Regions from separate parts of the Homo sapiens genome. Here region 1 is linked to region 2. A link is a contact called in ENCODE Hi-C or POLR2A ChIA-PET data. All regions are on one chromosome and are shown on one strand. Each heading gives the region's core, a stretch centred on a gene start or an enhancer-like site at or near the end of the contact. The rest is flanking DNA. Distances are from core to core; before and after follow the strand shown.

What was found. A loop is a pair of places that touch in the nucleus more often than their neighbours do. ChIA-PET counts read pairs that join two places held with the same protein, here RNA polymerase II (POLR2A). Pooled maps may share reads with other maps.
Region 1: a map of naive thymus-derived CD4-positive, alpha-beta T cell shows a loop between it and region 2 (25-fold over the local background). The contact joins the promoter of CDK5RAP2 here to the promoter of TRIM32 in region 2. A Hi-C loop is called at or near these places in 1 of 168 maps with a recorded cell type or tissue (naive thymus-derived CD4-positive, alpha-beta T cell) and 8 of 50 pooled maps. POLR2A ChIA-PET finds 5 or more read pairs at or near these places in 1 of 52 experiments (activated CD4-positive, alpha-beta T cell).

Annotation. Positions count from the first base shown.
Region 1 is chr9:120,578,905-120,583,660 of GRCh38, forward strand. It overlaps CDK5RAP2 (CDK5 regulatory subunit associated protein 2), which reads right to left and starts at 1,263. Exons shown (of 38, transcript NM_018249.6): 1 at 1,016-1,263. The coding sequence starts at 1,074. RefSeq lists enhancers at 935-1,497, 1,351-1,480.
Region 2 is chr9:116,684,400-116,688,990 of GRCh38, forward strand. TRIM32 (tripartite motif containing 32) reads left to right here and starts at 2,906. Exons shown (of 2, transcript NM_012210.4): 1 at 2,906-2,982. All of the region lies in intron 16 of ASTN2 (astrotactin 2), which reads right to left. RefSeq lists enhancers at 2,573-2,892, 3,333-3,382 and a silencer at 2,963-3,162.

The sequences.
Region 1 (4,756 bases), core at 13-2,512, 3.9 Mb after region 2:
ACATGGTCACCCTTTCAATTAGGATCTGTTGACTAAAAGCAGCAGCTTGTCCATAGTAGAGCTGGATAAACAGTGCAGGTTCTCCGTCAGGGCTCTCCTCCTCTTCCCTCTACTCACTCTCCAACCAGGAGTCTAGGACAACCACAGGGGCCAGCCGTGGAGCAGAGTTGCGCTCTGTTAGGCCTTCCTACCAGACCCCAGCTCCACCAGCAATGGGGACTCCCACAGTCTCTTGGGGCAGGTCCATGGGAGGCCACTCTTGGCCATTATTCCCTGATTCATATCACCTTTGATGACAGTAGTAATAATGACACTAATGGCAACACAAGATCATTTTTTAAGCACTGATTATGTGGCAGGCACTACACCTGCCAAGCAAATGGCTCGACAGGCATCACCTCTTTTAATCCTCACCCCAACTCTGTTGGGTGGATATTACTAGCCCATTTTACAGATGGGAAAGCCGGTGAAATCACTTTACCAAGGTCACACAGCTAGTCAGTTTACAGGGCTGGATTTGAATCCAGTTTTGTCCAACTCTAGCCAAGGTTCTTAATCATTGCACTCCATTGCCTCCTGGGTGGCCACTATGTGACCCAAAAAGCAAAGTCTGGGCATACCGGCTACACTCTCTCCATAATGAAAACAAACTCTCAAACCAGAAGGAACCATCAGGTGCCCTCAAGGTCCCTGTTCTCCACCAATCCCCACTAACGGGATACTCCAAGTGGCCCCACCCTCGTCCTACTCTTTCAGAAAACTCCTTACCTGTTCTTCACACGCTCTACAAAGTACATGGCGCAATGCTACTGGCAATTGTGGTGCAGGTCGCGGCTCCCAGCCCTCCAGAGTGTCAGGTGGTGGGCCCCCCAGAGACCCTCTCCGAAGGAACCCACCCCACACACTGCCCCTGGCCAGACACCCTCAAGAGCAAACCCCAAGGCCGCGTTAGAACGAAATCCCACCAGCTGGAACCCCGGCCCGGTTACCACGACCACCAATGCCCCGGCCGCACCTGCAGCCGCTGAGCGTCCCAGGGACGGTGACGTCCTCTTCCAACACCAAGTCCATCATGGCTACAGAGGTGGCGACAGCGTTGGTGTCTGTGGCGGCGGCGCCACTAGTACCCCCCGCGATAGCGACCCGCCGGGCTCCCCAGGTCCCCGCCCCCTCCACCCCAGCTCTTGTTCAGACTCTGGCGGCGCCGCTGGAATTCAAACCACAGACGCCGCCATCTTTCCCGGCGCTTCTTCCTACGGAAACGAGGCGGGGTCACGGAGGCGCACGCAGTGAAGCCGACCGGCTGGCGCCAGAGGACGGGCAGGGAAGCGGGGATAGGTGCCATCTTAACTAAGGGCAAAGCATCCGTGCTTAAGCCAAGCAAAAATAAGAGACAAAAAAAGGCCGGCTGCCATTTTTTGTGAGGGCACTTAGGGAGAGGCGAGGGCGGGTGCCATCTTTGTTGAGGGCCAAAGCGGGCCCTAGTCCGTTAATTTACGCGGGAGATGGAAATGAATACAGCCACTCAGGAATCCTCAAAGTTCCTAACCTCGTGTTTGCTTTTCTAGAATAATGACCCCAAAACTTTGGGATTTGACCTTAAGTTGAAACTCAGATAACTGAGTGCTGCCTTGCTTTGGAAAAATACTACGTGCGGAATCTCAAGGCAAACAGTAATTTGCAGACTTAGTTTGAAGCAAATAACTCATTCCCATGAGCCAGTGGTCAACAGCACTCCCACTCCAGTCTCTCACCTATTGGTCTTTTATTACCATTAGGACTCAAAGGCACCTGTGGTCAGAAAACTGAGGGCCAGCAAGAGGAAAGGACTCTCCCAAAGTAATTAAGTATTGACAATGTCTTTCAACTGGAGTGGGGGTCTGCAGCTCCTGCCAACTAGATGAGGGCTCTCTGCATAACCCTGGCTGCCTTTCTTTTTTTTTTTTTTTGAAATGGTGCCTCTGTCGCCAGGCTGGAGTGCAGTGGCCCGATCTCAGCTCACTGCAACCTTCACCTTCTGGGTTTAAGCGATTCTTCTGCCTCGGCCTTGCGCCACCACACCCGGGTAATTTTTGTATGTTTAGTAGAGACGGGGTTTCACCATGTTGGCCAGGATGGTCTCAATCTCCTGACCTCGTGATCTGCCCACCCCGGCCTTCCAAACTGCTGGGATTACAGGCGTGAGCCACAGCACCGGCCCCTTGGCTGCCTTTCTTAAAGCACATAGCAATCACCAAACACTTAGATAATCTTGGCAGAGCTTAAGCAATGAAATTAACCTTCCCCTCCTCAACTCAGTGTTGCTCCTTCCTCTGCAGGCCCTTGTGAGAGAGCCCGATGAAAATAACTTGAAATGGTTGGTGAGTGGATAGATAGTGACTTTCCCAGTAATCTTGAACAATTCCCCTTTCACCCTGTTTCCTCATTCTTTTTTTTTTTTTTTTAAATAGAGACAGGGTCTCACTATGTTGCCCAGGCTGGTCTTGAACTCCTGGCCTCAAGCAATCCTCCCACCTTGGCCTCCCAAAGTGCTGGGGTTATAGGCCTGAGCCACTGCACCAGGCCCTCATTCTTCAGTTAAGTAATTAACCAATTATTGATACTTTTCAAAAGAAGCCTTCCCTAGTCATTTAATCTAAATCAAGCCACTTCTTGTATTCCTAGCAATGCAAATTATTCCTTTGTGGCACTTACCATATTTTGCAATTTGTGTGTGTGTGTGTGTGTGTAAAATCATTTTTTAAATGTCTTTCCTTGCACTAGACTGGAAGCTGCATGGGGCAGGGACTATATTCTGAATTGTTCACTGCTATATCCTCAACACCTAGCACTATGTCTGCCACTCAGCAGCTATTTGAAAATGTATGTTAAATGAATGAGTGATTCAATCAATCAGTCTGGAAATAAGGCCAATACCTATCCTGCAAGGTTTTTGTGAGAATAATCAGAGATACTTTTAGGACCTCTGTCAATAGTAATTCTGTGTATCCCAGATTCATATTCATTCTCTCTCTTTCTCTCTCTCTCTCTGTCTCTCTCTCAGCTTTAGTTAGGCTTCCAAAGCCCGCGATTATTTGCCTGTCCCCCTTCTTTCTCTAGATCTTCAACCACACCCACAATTAGCAATGATAAAAGCATGAAAAAGAGGGAAAGCTTAGCACACCTGGTGCACTGCCTCAGGAACGGGGCAGTCCTTGAAGCCCAGGAACCAATACTCCTTGCCAGTAAGTTCAACCCATGAGATAGGTGTGTCCAAAAGCAGGGAAGTTGGGGTGTCAGGATTCCCACCCTGGCTCTGCCACCAACTCTGTGATCTTTGGCAGATCACCTTTTTTTTTTTTTTTGAGATGGAGTTTTGCTCTTGTTGCCCAGGCTGGAGTGCAATGGCACGATCTCGGTTCACCACAACCTCTGCCTCCCGGGTTCAAGCGATTCTCCTGCCTCAGCCTCCCAAGTGGCTGGAATTATAGGCATGCACTGCCACGTCCGGCTAGTTTTGTATTTTTAGTAGAGGCAGGGTTTGTCCATCTTGGTCAGGTTGGTCTCGAACTCCTGACCTCAGGTGATCCACCCACCTCAGCCTCCCAAAGTGCTGGGATTACAGGCATGAGCCACCCCACCCGGCCTGGCCAATCACTTCTCTGTGGACCTCAGCTTCTACATCTGTTAAATGAGAGGGCTGAACCTCTCAGGGTCTCTCAGGATGTTACAGCTCTGGAGGTGATTTCTACATTTCTTTTTTTTTTTTTTTTTAAGATGGAGTCTTGCTCTGTTGCCCAGGCTGGAATACAGTGACGCGATCTCAGCTCACTGCAACCTCCTGGATTCAAGCGATTCTCCCACCTCAGCCTCCCAAGTAGCTGGGATTACAGGCACCTGCCACCACGCCCAGCTAATTTTCGTATTTTTAGTAGAGACGGGGTTTCACCATGTTGGCCAGGCTGGCCTCGAACTCCTGACCTCAGGTGATCCACCCACCTCGGCCTCCCAAAGTGCTGGGATTACAGGTGTGAGCCACTGTGCCTGGCTTCTGTGTTTATTTCAAAGCTACTAACATACAACCAACTCTCTCCTGGGGAGGGAGGCTAACACTTCCCACATGAAAGAACTAACTTTGCATCTCCAGCCAATGAAAACTCTTGAGAATATAAACAAGGAAGAGAACTTATACATTTTGAGCATGTCTTATACGTCACTTGTTCCAGGCATATTACATGCACCACCTCATTTAACCCTCCCAACAACCTTCTGCAGGAGGCGCTACTATCTGACTTACAATTGAGAAGACTGAGGCTGCAAAAGGTAAAAACTACTTACTGAAGGTCCTACAGCTGGTAAGTGCCAGAGCTGGAATTGAGACCAGGGCCCTTTGAATTCCAACACCTTGATTGTTTCAGGCAACCTGTCATCCCCATTTGGGTTTCTCTTTTGCTTTAGAATTTAGTACTAAGAGGCAAGGTCTACATCCAGACGACAGTATTTAAGGGTTGTGTTCACCAGACTCTACTCCTTGGGAAACTGCTTCAAAGTGGCTAAGAGGTGAATCTTAGTGTGGGCAGTTTACAGAACTGGAAGTCTGGACACCTGGATTCTGACTCTGGAAACTCCTCCCATTTATCCTGTGACCTGGGGTTCCTTCCCCTTGCTACACTTCGATTTTCATGTGTAAAATGGGGAGGACAATGCTGAGTTCACATGGTTGCCTCATCTAATTGAATACCTTAGACATTATTGAAGATGAAAGAACCTGTGAGGA
Region 2 (4,591 bases), core at 1,656-4,155:
GTTGTTAGCTGTCCTTGAGTTTTTTCTACAATTTTGACTAAATCCTAAATTATTTGTGGGTTGGAAGTCGCCAGACTAATGCTTTCAAATCTTTGCTTTTAAAATTGAGTATTGTACTCCTCATCCTAGGACTCATTATTTACCTTATAGTAGGCTGTTCACCTAAATACTGTACTAAAACTATAGATGAGAGTACTAATGTTTTTGCCATGCAAGCCTTAGAAGCCCAGCCAGACCTGCATGAGTCGCTCAGACACTTGAAAGTGGTCCCACTCTTCTCACCTTGGGGTTGACTCCCATTCCCACTACGTCCCCTGTCAGCAAGAAGAACCCAGAGCAATCGACAGCCTTTTCCCATCTTCATACCCTACACTTTAAGATTAAGGTGTTACAAAACCCAAAGTGATGGACTGAAACTGCCTTTGCAAAATTATGATTGAGACAGTAAAAGAGATCTAACTTAACTGACTCCATCTTGCTTCTAACTTCCAAGCTGTCCTTGTTCATTCCTGGGCATAGGCTGAACTAACTTTGGGAGAAATTTAGTCTGTAGTTCATAGTTTAAACAAAGACAGTAACAACCCTATCCCAAAGCAGACCTCCTTGCCTGGGTACTAGATTGCCTTTGTAGGACTAACATTAGCCACAAGATTAGAAATTGCGGTTTAGGAGTCATGCAGCTGGAGGTTACAAGATGCTGAGCCTCCCTAAAATGCTTCTGAGATCAGTGCTTGAGATATTTTGCAGACCCTGCACTTGATGGATCAGCTGGCACCACCCAGATCAATAAACTCACTCATCTGATCTTGTGGCCCCCCCACTCAGGAACTGACTCACTGCAAGGAGACAGCTTCGACTCCCTATGATTTCATCCCTGACCAACAGCGCTCCTGGCTCACTGGCTTCCCCCAACCCACCAAGTTATCCTTAAAATCTCTGTTCCCCAAATGCTCAGGGAGATGACTTGAGTAATCATAAAACTCCAGTCTCCCGCACAGCTGACTCTGCGTGAATTACTCTTTAACTATTGCAATTCCCCTGTCTTGATGAATCAGCTCTGTCTAGGCAGTGGGCAAGGTAAACTCCTCAGGTGGTTCCACTGATATAGGTGATTTAAGTGTTAAATAAAAATCTGTTACATTAAAATGCTGAATAAAGAGTGTTTAAAGCACTCCACAAAGATTATTTTTTAAATGCCTCTGTGTAAGAGGAATTCTAATATTGTGCCAGGATATGTCAAGCTATAAGATAAAAATTGAGTGCATTTCCTAGAATGCTTATTCTACTCTAAGATTTTGTGAGAGGTATAATAATTCATTTAACTGGTAATAAACATTAAAGAAGAGTCAAACACTGATTTTTGTTTTAAGGGAGAAGAGAGATTTTTTTTTTTCAAGACACTTGCTTGAGCTAGATCCCCAGGAGTATTTTTAACACTCCTCTGTAATTAGGGAAACATCAGTATGTCTGTATTGATACATATACACACATATATAATATGTATATATGTAAGACTATGAACAGTCCTAAATTTATACTTTGGGCTGATAACTGTGGTTTTCAGGAAAAAAAAAAATTTTAAACGGGTGCAAAGTCTCCCCAACTGGTCTAAGTGAGAAATCATTTGGCATTACCTCTCCCTTATCCCCTACCTGCTAATTACAATTTTTCAAATATAGTTATCATTAAGTGCAAACTACCATAATCTTGGCTTATCTTCATGGCAAACTTCAATTAGAAATTTAGAAAATGGGGAGAAAGAGTAAACAAGGTTAAGAGAGTGGGTTCTCAGATAGAATTGGGTACAAATTTGGGCTCCAACACTTAGGTATATGTGGCCTTGTGTAACCACCTAGGTTACACAACAGGTGTAGGTTAACCATCAGCTGCCTTATCTCATTAGGTCCTTATGAGGATTTAGTGAGCTATGCACCTGAAGTCCTCAGCTGTAGCCAGACAGCAAGTGTTCAAAGATGTTAGTCATTGTTTTTGTTTATTGTTTTATCATTGTGCAGGGTCACATAGCTAAGGGGAATTTCAAATCCAAGTCCATCCTACTTCAAACTCCTTTGTGCTCCTAAGCTGTACAGTATAGTCACCTTGGAGAGTAGGTGATTGGCCCCAAACTACTTCAGGGACTGCAGGTCGTGGCCAGCCAGTCCTGTATCAGACCTCGTCCTTGCCAGATGCCTAGTGCCCCAGATTCCCTCAAATCTCAGGCCAGATCACCTCCCACCTGGTAAGATTCCTCCACCTTCACCCGAGCAAAACTACACTTGGTTTGGGTTCCCGGGTACCTTCAGTCTGCAGGGACAGGGGCTGCAGAGTGTACTCCCCAAGTCTGCCTCTGCTGTCGGCCTCCCAGCTGAGTAGGCAAAACATTCCTTTACAGAGCAATGTGTTCATGGATAAACTTGTCTCTAGTGCAGCTCTCTGTCAGAGCACAGAACATGAGGCCAAAGCACTGCCCTTCCTAGGGAGTCCCGGTTCTCGACTTCCCCAGAATGGAAGTTTGATTTTTCCGTTGGCCCATTTCTCAGATGGAAAAACAGATTCAGTAAGGTGCCAACGCTTTGCTGAGGACTACCCTGGAGGCTACCGTTTTGTGAAGGGGTAGACATTGAGACTGGAGTCAGATACGCATTCTGGCTTATCTCCTGACTTACTGAGTGAACTTGAGCAGGTCCCTTTCGCCCATGGGCGTCGGTTTCTTCATCTGCACCAAGGAGACGGAAAACTGGATTACGTGTCGCTAAGGCCCCGGGTTCTCAGAGGAAAGCTCACCCCTGCAGGGCCGCCTTGCCCCGCGCGCTTGGGGCCAGCTGCACGACAAGCCCCAGCATGCTGGGGAGGCGGGGCTCAGTGACGGACAGGGAGCTCTGCGAATTGGCGCCCGGCAAGGGGTGCTCAACGGCGCGTGCGCAGAGGGAGGCAGGCGGGTGGGCTGCCGGCGGTGGACTCGTCGGAGCCGCGGGCGGTCAGGTAGGGGGCGGGAAGGAGGGTTGGGGACTGGGGACCGCGGCCGGAGTCGTGGGCCGTGGCTCAGCGGCCAGGCGGGGGAACGTGCCGGCGTGCAGCGGCCGCGCCCGAATGGCAGGGTGTGGGGACCGGATCTGGGGGGGGCAGGACTAGGGTGGGGGTGGGGCTGCGAGGGGCAGGCTCGGGAGGGATTCGTGGGGCTGAGGAGATCCGAGGAGATGCAGCTGGGGGAGGGGAGCGAGGGGCTCTGAAGAGATTTGCGGTTGCAGCATCTCGGGAGGTATGAGGTAATGTCGGGGCCCTGAGGAGGAACGGGGTGTAGCATGTGGGAGATGGGAGGGAATCAGGGCCCTGGAGGGACCTGGGTGCAGAATTTCAGAAATATGAAGGAACTGGGGGGCCCCGATGAGATTTGAGGAAATCTGGGGGCGCTAGGCATCTGGCAAGGACAGGGTCTGAGATGATAGGAGCAAGGTCTAGGGCGATCCTAAGTGCTATTGAGAAAGGGTTTTCGGAGTGGGCTGAGGGTGAGATTGAGGGGGTGGGGTGAGTTCTTGAGGGACTCTATCTTGTTAGCAGAAAGAAGGGAGCTGGCTGAGGTGTGAAGGCAGCACATGACATTCAGTGCATAAGAGGAAGGAGCAGGGTATGAGGGCAGCACAGTGCCCGATGGAATGCAGGAGATGGGGGCTCAGATTGAGGGAGAGCAGAAATCTGGGGTGAGGAATTGGGGCGTTGAACTGAGGTGCGGGGCTGAGTGTGGCAGAGATTTGGAAATAGGGATTAAACGATCTGAGTCCGAGGGATTTGGGGCATATGAGTGAGGAATTGACGAGGGTTGCAATATACAGCCCCAAAGATTGGAATTTGGAATTGTAAGAGGGTTGGGGACAGGGTTTGGAGAGGATTGAATCGTGGGGTGGAGATGTCCTAACTGGGCTATAAAATCAAAGGACCCTGAGTAGATTTGTGGATTGGTGTCTTGGGCTGCTAAAGAGATTTTCCTTAAATCGCTGCATGGGAGACAGAGGGAGTTCAGGGGACCCAAGGACCTAAAAGTAATGTATGAAACTGGATGAGTATATGAAGATGAGCAGAGTTCAGGTGCTGAGGAACAAAGTGATAAATCTTCAGTTCAGATAATCCTGAAGGAGTGTGGTAATCCCTGTGAAGGGCAGAATCTTCTTCATTTATTAAACAAAGATCCGTTATCATGAGGCAGGTATGGTATTGCCACTAACTCCATTCTGACCACCGGTCCCCCGGCCCACTGAAAGTGGTAGGCTTTGGGGAAGAAGAAGTGGAACTATTCAAGGTCATCTGCCTAAGCCCTTTTTCCCTGTACCCCCAAGCTACGATAGCAGATAGAAAGTGAGACCTCCAGGGGAATGAGTGGAATAATTTATCCTATATAAGATCCATTACAGCTTGAAGGGGCAGTGGCTCTGTGAGTGAGGTGTTTGGGCTCGGAGACAGACAAAACAACAACAACAACCACCAGAAAAAAAAAAGGGAACCCTTAGGTATTGAGCATTTAGTCCTGTGCTAGACTGTAAAGCAGTGGTTCTTAACCAAGTCTGGCTTTGTCTCCTAGGAGACATTAGGCAATGTC